2 separate regions of the Homo sapiens genome follow, and region 2 is linked to region 1. A link is a contact called in ENCODE Hi-C or POLR2A ChIA-PET data. All regions are on one chromosome and are shown on one strand. Each heading gives the region's core, a stretch centred on a gene start or an enhancer-like site at or near the end of the contact. The rest is flanking DNA. Distances are from core to core; before and after follow the strand shown. Region 1 overlaps SREBF2 (sterol regulatory element binding transcription factor 2). Region 2 holds the start of SEPTIN3 (septin 3).

Region 1 (5,976 bases), core at 862-3,361:
CGGGAGTGAAGAGGTAAATCCATGATGCTAAGGAAGGAGACTTGAGTGAACTTAAGGCAGGAGGAAAAAGAAAGAGCAATGGAAAGTGGAGCTGCAGATCCCTCTCCTGTTCAAACTATGAGAGCTGGCTCAGGTCCCCTGCTATAGTGGGCCAGAAAAGCCTGGACTTCCACTGCTTTTTCCTGCAGAGCTGAGTCCCTCCAGGGCTGCCATGAGAGGCGGGGAGAGAGAGCACTAGACAGAGAAGACCAGAAGACCATTTGAGAATTCCTTTGGGTTTCCTTCATGATTCCTTTTTCTTCTCATTCTGAATTGTTTTATTTTATTATGTAATATTCGGTATATGCAAAGGAATATATGACACCTTTGTGTGTATTACAAAACAAGCATTTGAGAATCCGCACCTCTCCACCCAATTTTTCTTTGTGGTTTCTTTGCCAGTAAAAGAGTTCACTCATCTGTTGCTTAAAATATAGGATGCTTGAGTCACCAGCTTGCCATCCTGTGTCATTCAACACCTCCTCCAGACTCTTCGCAGGAAGGTGACCCAGAAACCCCTTGAAGGACATGATACCGTCCCTGTGCTCTGATGTGCCCCCTGGTGTTTGAGTGGAGTGATTTTTAGATAGCGGTTTGCCTGTTAAAACCTTCCCTTTGTTCCCTATATTATTGCTTGCATTTTAGGGCTTCTCAGTTGAAGGATGTGGTTGAAAGAGCCCAGTTCCTCAGCTGCTCCTCTGGGTGACTAGAGTGTGGGTAACTGATGTTTTAGGTCCTGGAGAAAGCAGTGATGATCACAAATAGTAGAATGGAGAAATGGTTATCTCATATTGATCTTCAGGTTTGTTACTAGTCTACATTTGGTTTTTTAAATAATTATTAGAAAAAAACATTGTGGGTGGGGAGATAGGATCATTATGATGAAACAGTTCTGTACATTCAATCAGGATACTTGTTGGGAATTAGATTTTGCATTTACCTCCCTCACTGGTGTGGTCCATCTCATTTTCAGTGGCCTACACACATCACACACCATTATTATTTCCATGTTCTTGTACTTGTTGGGCAGCTCTAATATGAAAGATAAAATGAACGAAAAGTACAAATGAAGAAAGTTTAGGTGACTATTCCTCTGATCTTGAGGATGAGGGTTTTTCTTAAGCGTTACACAGAAGCCATGTAATTTCACTATACAATGTAAAAATGGTGTATAGTCAGTTCTGCTATAGTTCATCATGTGCATTTCTAAAAATCATGCCATGCGAAATCATGCAGTAAAAAACACGGAGTGGGCATGTTGGCTCATGCTTGTAATCAGGAGGCTAAGGTGGGAGGATCGCATGAGGCAGGGAGTTCAAGACCAGCCTGGGCAACAAAGCAAGACCCAGTCTCTCTTACAAATAAAAAATAAAAATTATCTGGACATGGTGGTGTGTGCCTGTACTCCCAGCTACCCAAGAGGCTGCAGTGGAGGATCCCTTAAGCCCAGGAGGTAGAGGCCACAGTGAGCTATGATCACATCACTGCACTCCAGCCTGGGTGACAGAGTAAGACCCTGTCTCTAAAACAGAAACCCAGAACTTACTGTGAAATGGAGGGTTAAGGATCACAACAATAAAAAATCTCATAGGTGACCAAAAAAAGGAAAAGATTTATTTTTTAAAAAAGATAGGGACCTGCCGGGCACAGTGGCTCACACCTGTAATCCCAGCACTTTGGAAGGCTGAGGCGGGTGGATCACGAGGTCAGGGGTTCGAGACCAGCCTGACCAACATGGTGAAACCCCGTCTCTACTGGGCGTGGTGGCGGGCGCCTGTAATCCCAGCTACTCAGGAGGCTGAGGCAGGAGAAGTGCTTGAACCCAGGAGGTGGAGGTTGCAGTGAGCCGAGATCCCGCCACTGCACTCCAGCCTGGGCGACAGAGCAAGACTCCGTCTCAAAAAAAAAAAAAAAAGTGGGGGGACCTAATAAAACAGTCACACAGTTTTATAGACCAGAAAAACTAAGAAATATATAAATACCACAATGAAAAGGCACTTTGGCTTGAAAAACACCTGAGGTTTGCTTGTGGGAAGTAAGTGTCATTAGGTTACAGCTTGGGAGTTATCAGGAAGTGGTGGAAGGAGGGCTGTCTGAAGTCCAATGGAAAGTTCTGACATCAATGTGATGAATGTGATTCATAACACATGCAGTGACCTGATGAAGCTGGTAGATGTTTAAGGTGCCTGTGTATGTGTGTGCACATTTTGTGCATTCCTGCATGGCTCATTTCAGCCGAATATGGTTTTCTGCACTTCCTAGTGTTTTTCTCATGCATAAGCAAATGCAAAATTTATATTATGCTCAGATTGTTTCTGGATGTATCTGATGCATTTGAACAAATTCACATTTTCAAAGTAAGAGTTAAAGCAAAAGTGTCAAAAAAAAAAAACCCACTATGAATAATGTGTACTAGCTAATACTAAGTGCCAGGCATGGTGCCATAGATTCCACATGAGTTATCTCATCAATCCGTGAGTTAGCTGTAATTGTTAGCCACAATGTACAGTTGAGAAAAACTGCAGCTGAAAGAGGTAAAACTTGCCCCAGGTTCCAAGGCTAGGATATGGTGATTCTTTTTTTTTTTTTTTTTTTTTTTTTTTTTGAGACGGAGTCTCGCTCTGTCACCCAGGCTGGAGTGCAGTGGCGCAATCTCGGTGCAAGCTCCGCCTCCCAGGTTCTCGCCATTCTCCTGCCTCAACCGCCCAAGTAGCTGGGACTACAGGCGCCCGCCACCACGCCCAGCTAATTTTTTATATTTTTAGTAGAGACGGGGTTTCACCGTGTTAGCCAGGATGGTCTCGATCTCCTGACCTCATGATCCGCCCGCCTCGGCCTCCCAAAGTGCTGGGATTACAGGTGTGAGCCACCGCGCCAGGCCGACATGGTGATTCTTAATTGCTATGTCATTCTTTTTTTCTGAACATATTAAAAGAGAAATAACAAAGTGGGGGAAGTACTTGCAGACATTTAAGAAGAATAAGTATCTATAATATCTGGAAGTTTTTTAAATCAGTGAAAAAAAAAAAAAGACAAAATAGCCTGATAGCAAAAATGGACGAAGGTCAAGAGCAGGCGGTTTACAAAGGAAGAAATGCAAATGCTCAATAAAATTGGGACTTTAGAAAAAAAAAAGACTTTCAGCCTCAGTTAGTACTCAGTCATGCAAGACAAAACAATTCCATGTTGGTTTTTTCCACTATCAGATTGACAGAAATGGCTGTGAGGAAACACTAGCAGGAGCATAGATTTTTGAAACCTTTCCAAAGCATGTATAGTGGTCCTTTGACCCAGCCATCTAACTTCTAGGAATTTATCCTAAGAAAATAGAGAAGTGGGGGAACAAAAGAGTTGTTAATAATGCCGAATAACTTGCTGGGTGTGGTGGCACACGCCTGTAATCCCAGCACTTTGGGAGGCCAAGTCAAGAGGATCGCTTGAGCCCAGGAGTTTGAGACCAGCTTAGACAACATAGGGAGACTCTGTCTCCACAAAAAAAAGATTTCTTTAAAGTTAGCCAGGTTTGGTGATGCATGCTTGTAGTCCCAGCTACTCAGGAGTCTGAGGTGGGAGGATTGCTTAAGCACAGGAGGTAGAGGCTGCATTGAGCCCCACCACTGCCTTCCAGCCTGGGCAAGAGAGCAAGACCCTGTCTCAAAAAAATAAAAAAAAAAGATAAGGCTGAAAAATTTAAAGCAATTTTTCATCATTAAGTTAAACAAATTTTAATACACTGGTACAGTACAATGGCACACAGAATGATACCGTGGGACTCTGAAAAGGATGATGTTACGTCTGTAATGGTTGACACTGAATGTTCTTCATATTTATTAACCAAAGGGAACAGGGTGCAAAGTAGCATGTTCAGTGTGATCTCATTTTTGTAAAACAATTTGCATGCATGTGCATGCTTAAGTGTGCAAGCAAGCCTTGTAGAGGAAGAAATCTGGAAGGGCACACATTAAAACATTGACAATGGGCCGGGCGCTGTGGCTCACGCCTGTAATCCCAGCACTTTGGGAGGCCGAGGCAGGTGGATCACAAGGTCAGCAGTTCGAGACGAGCCTGTCCATTGTGGTGAAACCCCCTCTCTACTAAAAATACAAAAATTAGCTGGGCATGGTGGCACGCACCTGTAATCCCACCTACTCAGTGGGATTACACCGGGAGGCTGAGGCAGGAGAATTGCTTGAACCTGGGATGTGGAGGTTGTGGTGAGCCAAGATCATGCCACTGCACTCTAGCCTGGGCAACTGAGTAAGACTCCATTTAAAAAAAAAAAAATTGACAATGGATGACTCAAGAATAGTGGAACTGCTGGATGATTTTTATTTTTGTTCTTTTCATTTATATGCTTTCTAAATTTTTCTTTAGTGAATATATTACTTTTATGATTTTAACAAATTATTAAAAACAGGGCCAGGCGCAGTGGCTCACACCTGTAATCCTAGCACTTTGAGAGGCCGAGGTAGGCGGATCATCTGAGGTCAGGAGTTCGAGACCAGCCTGGCCAACATGGTGAAACCCTGTCTCTACTAAAAATACAAAAATTAGCAGGGCGTGGTGGTGTGTGCCTGTAGCCCCAGCTACTTGGGAGGCTGAGGCAGAAGAATCACTTGAACCCAGGAGGTGGAGGTTGCAGTGAGCCGAGATTGCACCACTGCACGCCTGGGCAACAGAGCGAGACTTTGTCTCAAAAAAAAAAAAAATTATTAAAAACATTGTCTAACACAAGGTGCATAATAAATACAAAATATAAGAATAAATGACCTTTGTAAACTAGGTTTCCCAGCCCCTAATAGGGCTGGGTAACAAATACCTGTTAAAGGATTATTGACTGAATCTGTAATTTGGAGAAACTGTAACCCTATTTGGAGGCTTCACATTCTTTATTCTTGACCAGAATTAATTTAACCAGATTTCAGGTTACCTCATTCTCAGGTAGATGCTGAAGGCTGAGCTGAGCAAAGTGATATTTATGTTACCTCCAAGCCACAAGCTCCATAAAGTTCATGTGAACTCAGGGTCTCTTTGTGAGTCATGGGGCTGCTTGCAATGCACGGATGATAACAGGAACCTCTAATTTTGGTTATTTGCTTTTAGAGACCAGAACCCAGATACAGTTTCCTGGGGCCTCACCTACTTTGTTAAGCAACTTAGCTATAAGTTTACAAAGCAGCTAAAAACAGGAGCAGGGGAGTGAGATGAGCTTGAGCGTGCCAGCCTAGCTCGTGGGAGGCCTGTCTCTGGCCCTGAGCTTTGTGGCCTGCCGTAGGAACTGGAGCTTCATTTTCAAAGCTCCATAAAACTCGCCTTCTCCCGGGCCTCCCTTTTCTGAGTTTCATGGCTCTCTGTGGAAATGACAGCCTGTGTAATCACAGAATGTGAATGATCAGAGCAGGGAACAGTGAGGAGCCATTAGGACATTCCCATGGGTGTAGCTCACAGTTACAAAGCACAACTACACCCTGGTTCTCCAGGCCTCCTCTTTCCTGGCACCGCAGACCAGATGGGGTCCTGGAGAGGCTCTGCGTGCCCTTCTGGAGCTTCCCATCACTCCTTTCTGCAGATGTTCATCTTAACAGCCCCTCTGTGCCACTCAGCCCAGTACCCGGCTGCCCGGCTGACTGGAGATGGCTCCACTGGAGCTTTTTGTGTGTGGGTTGAAAGGGACTTTTTTATTTTAATTTAAGTAGTCTCATTCCATCTGCCTACACACTCTTACGCTTCGTGAACTAAGCTTTCTGACCTGTGTAGGTTACTTCACCACACCAGCCCATATCTTTCCCACAAAAGGGTTTCAAGAGTACTTGACAAAATGAGATCAGTGCACCCACATGCCTGTGTAGTGGGTGCTCTGGAAGTACCGCCAACATTGACCTGCATAAGGGTCTACCCTTCACCAAGCACTTCGGATAAATTATCTTATTAATCCTC
Region 2 (5,886 bases), core at 2,537-5,036, 110 kb after region 1:
AGAGGGAAGAGGGCACAGAGCAGAGCCTTAGTGGACCCAAATTACTGTGGACATGAGACATGGATGAGAAATCAATGTATCATTGCGGCCAGGTGTGGTGGCTCAGGCCTATAATCCCAGTACTTTGGGAGGCTGAAGTAGGAGGATCGCTTGAGGCCAGGGGTTTTAGACCAGCCTGGGCAACATGGCAAAACCCTGTCTCTACAAAAATTAGAAAAATTAGGCTGGACGCAGCTCACGCCTGTAATCCCAGCACTTTGGGAGGCTGAGAAGGGTGGATCACTTGAGGTCAGAAGTTTGAGACCAGCCTAATCAACATGGTGAAACCCTGCCTCTACTAAAAATACAAAATTAGTTGGGTGTGGTGGCACACACCTGTAATCCCAGCTACTTAGGACGCTAAGGCAGGAGAATTGCTTGAAACTGGGAGGCAGAGTTTGCAGTGAGCTGAGATCATGCCATTGCACTCCATCCTGGGCAATAAGAGCAAAACTCCATCTCAAGAAAAAAAAAAAGAAGAAATATTAGCTGGGCGTGGTGGCACATGCCTGTAGTCCCAGCTACTCAGGAGGCTGAGGTGGGAGGATCACCTGAGCCTGGGTAGGTCGAGGCTACAGTGAGCTGTGATAGTGCCACTGCGCTCCAGCTTGGGCAACAGAGTGAGACCCTGTCTCAAAAAAAAAAAAAAAAAAAAAAATCAGCATGTTGTTATCAGCCACTGGGATTTGGGAATGGTTGTTACTGCAGCATAATTTAACTCATTCTGACTGATATAATCTCCATTTTACAGATGAGAGGGGAGCTCAGGGGGATTGACTTGTTTGAAAATCACATAGTTGTAACAAACCCAGGCTTGAAGGACTCCAGAGCCTATGACACTTGTCTGGGAGGCCACCACAATGGTTTTGTGGTTGAGTGGAGGCCTCTGTTCTCTGAGGCCACTTCCAGGCCTATGGATCTTTCCTTTGATGGGAAAGCACCATATGTATAGATAGGAGAGGGCCATTGTCACTTTGGGCCCCTAGAGGGCAGCTGAAACTTGGCCTGTAATTACTGGGCAGGAAGTGTCCTCTAAGCCTCTAAGCAGGGCAGATGGGCAGGAGGATGCGGAGATGAACATGACTCAGGCCTTGCTCTCAAGGCCCTAACAGCCTGGCAGGGAGCGAGATGGAGGAATTGTAGATCTTGAAGTAGAAGAGACCGACCACATGAGGGCATCTGATCCCTATTTTAAAAGGCAACTGAGTCCCAGAAGCACAAGTTAATCTGATAGACGTTGCCTGGTGAATCGTTGGCCAAAGTGGGGAGAGAACCCAGGGCCACTGATTTCAGCCCAAGGCTGCTTATCTCACAGAGATCATGTAATCCAATGGGGCTGGGCCCAGGAAAGTCTCCCTTGCTCCAATCCGTCCAGGCAGAGCTGTGCCTCTCCTTCCCAGCACCCTCTGTTCTTCCTTAAGTCAGGCCAGTTCTCAGGGCCTCAAAGCATGGAAGCGCCAGATAGCTGCCCTCCCCCATCCACTGGGATCCCAGCACGTTGCCCTGGTAACCAGAGCCCAGCCAAGTTTGAGAACCTAAAGCTGTAAGGGGAGAGAAAGGATAAGAAGAGGGATAGGGGCTGGGCACGGTGGCTCATGCCTGTAATCCCAGCACTTTGGGAGGCCGAGGCAGGCGGATCACAAGGACAGGAGATCAAGACCATCCTGGCTAACACTGCGAAACCCCATCTCTACTAAAAATACAAAAAATTTAGGTGGGCGTGGTGGCGGGTGCTTGTAGTCCCAGCTACTCGGGAGGCTGAGGCAGGAGAATGGTGTGATGGTGTGAACCCGAGAGGCGGAGCTTGCAGTGAGTCGAGATGGCGTCACTGCACTCCAGCCTGGGTGACAGAGCGAGACTCTGTCTCAAAAAAAAAAAAAAAAAAAGAAGAGGGATGGGTGCTAGGCCCACACAATCACCATTCAATCATTCATTCATTCATTATTTCTTTCTAAAGAAATTTACCGGTTGGGCACGGTGGCTCATGCATGTAATCTCAGCACTTTGGGAGGCTGAGGCAGATGCATTACTTGAGGTCAGAAGTTTGAGACCAGCCTGGCCAACATGGTGAAACCCCGTCTCTACTAAAAATACAAAAATTAGCCAGGCGTGGTGGCACACACCTGTAATCCCAGCTACTTGGGAGGCTGAGGCAGGAGAATCCTGAGGCTTGAACCCGGGAGGCGGAGTTGCAGTGAGCTGAGATCCCGCCACTGCAGTCCAGCCTGGGTGACAGAGTGAGACTCTCAAGAAAAAGAAACTTACTGAAGCCAATTTTTGCCAGACCCTGGGGCCCAGAGAAGAAGATCCAGGACCTTCATAACTGAGCTTTCCACCCAGGCATGGTGGCTCACGACCGTAATCCCAGCACTTTGGGAGGTGGAGGTAGGAGTATTGCTTGAGCTCAGAAGTTCGAGACCAGCCTGAGCTACATAGGGAGACCCCCGTCTCTACAAAAAATAAAAACTTAGCTGGGCGTGGTGGTGCATGCCTGTGGTCCCAGCTACTCTGGAGGCAGAAGTGGGAGGATCACTTGTGCCCAAGAGGCTGCAGTGAGCCATGATGGCGCCACTGTCTTCCAGCCTGGGCGACAGAGTGAAACCCTGTTCAAAAAAACTAATAACAACAACAGCAACAACAAACGAAACAGAGCTGAGCTAATATGGTAGCCACAGATTAAAATAAACTAAAAAATCCAGTTCCTTGGTCACTGTAGACACATTTTAAGTGATCGGTAGCCATCTGTGGCTAGTGGCTACTGTACTGGACAGCACAGACATAGAACATTTCCATTATCACTGAAAGTTGTATTGCCCAGCGCAGCTCCAGAAGCTCACTCGCTAAAGAGAGAGACACACAGGAGAGCAGACCAGACAACACAGTGTTGTGTGGGCTGCAATGTCCTCCTCGGTAAAAAGCAGGTGATGAGGCGGAGATTAAAGGAGATGCCAGGAGAATGCTTAGCCTAGTTCCTGACTCAGGGTGAGTGCTCGGAGGACATCTGCCATCACCGTACAGGACAGTACTATAGGATCTGTTTACATACCTATCTTCCTAGCAGACTGTGAGCTCCGCCCAGCCCTGGCATGGTGCCGGGCACAGAGCAAGTGCTCAGGAAATAGTAGCTGTTATCAGCACCATTGTTATTATCACCACTGCTATGACAGAGGCAGCCGAGGGCTGTGGGAACACAGAAGAGGGCTCCCATCCCAGCCCCAGGGCCAGGGGCTGCTGAGAGTCGGCATTGCCAGAGCCAGGCTGGGTGGCTTTGTGGTCCCCTCAGGGGCAGGCCTAGGGCGGGGTCCTCTTCACACCCTTAGGGTCTGGGTACAGGGTCCAGCTGGAGCAAGCTGGGGCTCAGGGAATAGTTGTGGAAGGAGCTCTAGCCTCCAGGAACTCCAGCCCCCTTGAGGAAAGACCAGGTGAGTGGGCAAGATGGTCTGAGGGTTGCAGAGCTGAACAGGGCATGAAGGGCACAGAGGCAGAGCCAGAGGGAGACTCGCGCTGGGACTACCAGAGTGCAGCCATATTTGGAGTACCCCTGTTTTTACTGCAGACTCCCCAGGCATCAAAGTCTGTGGGAGACAGAGCAGATTTGGGGAGGGCAGGCTGCAGGGAACCTCCCTGCAGGTGGCCGTGAGTGCCAGCCTGGCCGTTACCAGCCTCCCATGGCTCTTCAGGATTCCAGAGGCTCAGAGCAGCCATTCACAGCCGCCCACTCCTAGGAAGCCAGCCCCTCCCTGCACCAGAGCCCAGCCCAGCACGGTCTCCGGGGATGTAGCTGGTGGGACAGTGAGCAGAGGGCTGGGCCCTGTGCCTGGGGACTGTGGCCTGGAGGCTGAGCAGGAGCTGAGGAGGGGACCAGAGGGACAAGGCCCCTAAGCTGGCCACCATGGCCAGACTCTGAGTGCAGGGGAGGTGAGGGGCCTGCGTGTGCCTTATCTTCCCAGACACACTGGATCCTTCTTGTCCTCTGATCAAGGTAGGTGTGTAGGGGGGTGGAAGGGTGTGGGGGTTTGTGGGGGTGGGAGGGTGGTGGGGGTGGGGTGGGGAAGGACCAAGCAATCCATGGAAGATGGGAGTGCAGTGAGGGGATGGGGAGTCGGGTGATGCCCTCGGACACCCTGTCCTCTGGCCTGCTCTGTGTGTGGGTGTGCACACTGAGGGGAGCTGTTTGTGGCTAAGTGCAGGGTAAACGTGTGTGCCCAAGTGGATGTGGCTGTGCAGGAGGGGGCAGAAGTTCAGGGCTGCAGTGATAGGCCAGGTGGGAAAGGGTTGGAGGCCAGGACAGTCTTGGATACAAATATATGGCTGGAGAGGGATGAGGGGCTGGGGGCACCATTGTGAGGGGTGATGCCTTCCCTGTCCGGTGCCCTGCCTTCCCCGTCCCTGCTGCAGACCTCAAGGACCTGGCTACATGATCACTCCCCTCCCCATGAGCCCTCTGGAACTGACTCCTCCCACCAGCCCTGGCCTTGTCCCCCAGCTGCAGGTCCCAGCCTGCTGTGTTAAAAGCAACCAAACCAACTTTTTTCTAGAGGGTGAGTTACTTGGAGTCCAGAGTAGCAGGGAGTGGCCCATCTACTAAGACCACAGCCAGAGTCCTGAGCTTCATCCTCGACACCTCTTTGTGCCCACTCCCTACCCTGGGCAGTCCCGCCACTTCTACCCCTGTGCAATGCAGCCTCCTCCAGCCCCAGCCCTAGCTCTGCCCCTTGCACAGCCCACGGAGCAGAGAGTTTCAACTATGTCCTCATGGGATCCTGGCTTCAATTCTGTTCCCATCTGATCCCTCTGTCACACTGCCCGAGTGGCCGTTCCCACCTACAGATCGGAATGGGTCACATTCCCTGGCCTAAACTTTGCTGTAGCCTGGCCTGGACCCCAGCTCACCTGCAGCCTTGGCTCTCCCCTCCCTGCTACATACAGCCTAGGAGCCCCATGTTGGATTTTCAGAAAGATGCCACACTTTCTCACCTTTGGGCCTTCTGTAGGAACAGCCCCAGCTCAGGTCTAGCCTCCCGCCTTTCTACCCCTAATGCTTAGCTTGGTGGAGCCCTGCCTACTTCCTTGCCTGGCATCCCTGGGCATGGCAGCCTCTTCAAGGGCGGGGACCATGGCTTGTTCACCAGATAAGCTCCTTCTGTGAACACTCACTGCCTCTCCATTTCCCATCCTCACCTTCTCCAGGGCTGGCTCTGTTTCTGACTCCAGCACTAGGCCAGCTCAGGGCTCTTTCTTGGTTCTGGGGCTCTAAGCCAAATTGGTCCTCTCTCATCCTGCCACCTGGACACCTGAGCTCCTATGTTGGCTGCTGTGGGTGGGAACCCACAGCCCTTTGGTTCTTTCTGGAAGAGAAAGGGAGAGACGTCTCCAGTAAGCACTGCCCTCCTCTGGAGTCCCTGAACATGTATGTGACCTCCATAGAGCTGTCCACAGAGACAGGGGCCACACTCAGGCCCAGGCAAAGGGAGACGTAAGCCCAGCCTGAGATGCCCCATGCTGGAGGCAGACTGCTCACTGGACGTGCCCACCCCACTGTGTGGTGGCTGGCCGGGGTGGGGTAGGTATGAGGTACAGATCAGTCTGCAGCAGGTAGGAGCCGTAGGAGGACAGGAGGAAGTTACATGCATCCTCCACTAAGGACTGGACAGTCCCCAGAACCAGGCCCCTTCAGACCCGGCATGCTCAGCTGCTGGTCAGGAAGGGGAGAGCTGAGACCTCCAGGCCTGAGCTCCTCACCCCTGCCTGGCCTCTTCTCTCTGTTGATTGCCTCAGGGAAAGACAAACGACCTGGATGGACCACAACTTTGCTCCTGCTCCTCCAGAGATGCAGTCGCATGGAGC

What was found. A loop is a pair of places that touch in the nucleus more often than their neighbours do. ChIA-PET counts read pairs that join two places held with the same protein, here RNA polymerase II (POLR2A). Pooled maps may share reads with other maps.
Region 2: POLR2A ChIA-PET joins it to region 1 with 12 read pairs in activated B cell. The contact joins the promoter of SEPTIN3 here to the enhancer-like site in region 1. A Hi-C loop is called at or near these places in 1 of 50 pooled maps. POLR2A ChIA-PET finds 5 or more read pairs at or near these places in 8 of 52 experiments (BJ, CD4-positive, alpha-beta T cell, GM10248 and 4 more).

Annotation. Positions count from the first base shown.
Region 1 is chr22:41,857,185-41,863,160 of GRCh38, forward strand. The region is part of intron 1 of SREBF2 (sterol regulatory element binding transcription factor 2); the gene reads left to right. Among named protein-coding and RNA genes, the nearest start is that of SREBF2-AS1, 26 kb to the left of the region's middle. RefSeq lists an enhancer at 5,467-5,967. Within about 2 kb of position 2,112, at least 7 of the 41 ENCODE cell types and tissues checked have a DNase peak (open chromatin) inside an H3K27ac peak, as active enhancers do.
Region 2 is chr22:41,965,657-41,971,542 of GRCh38, forward strand. It overlaps SEPTIN3 (septin 3), which reads left to right and starts at 3,787. Exons shown (of 12, transcript NM_001363845.2): 1 at 3,787-4,021; 2 at 5,818-5,886. The coding sequence starts at 5,837.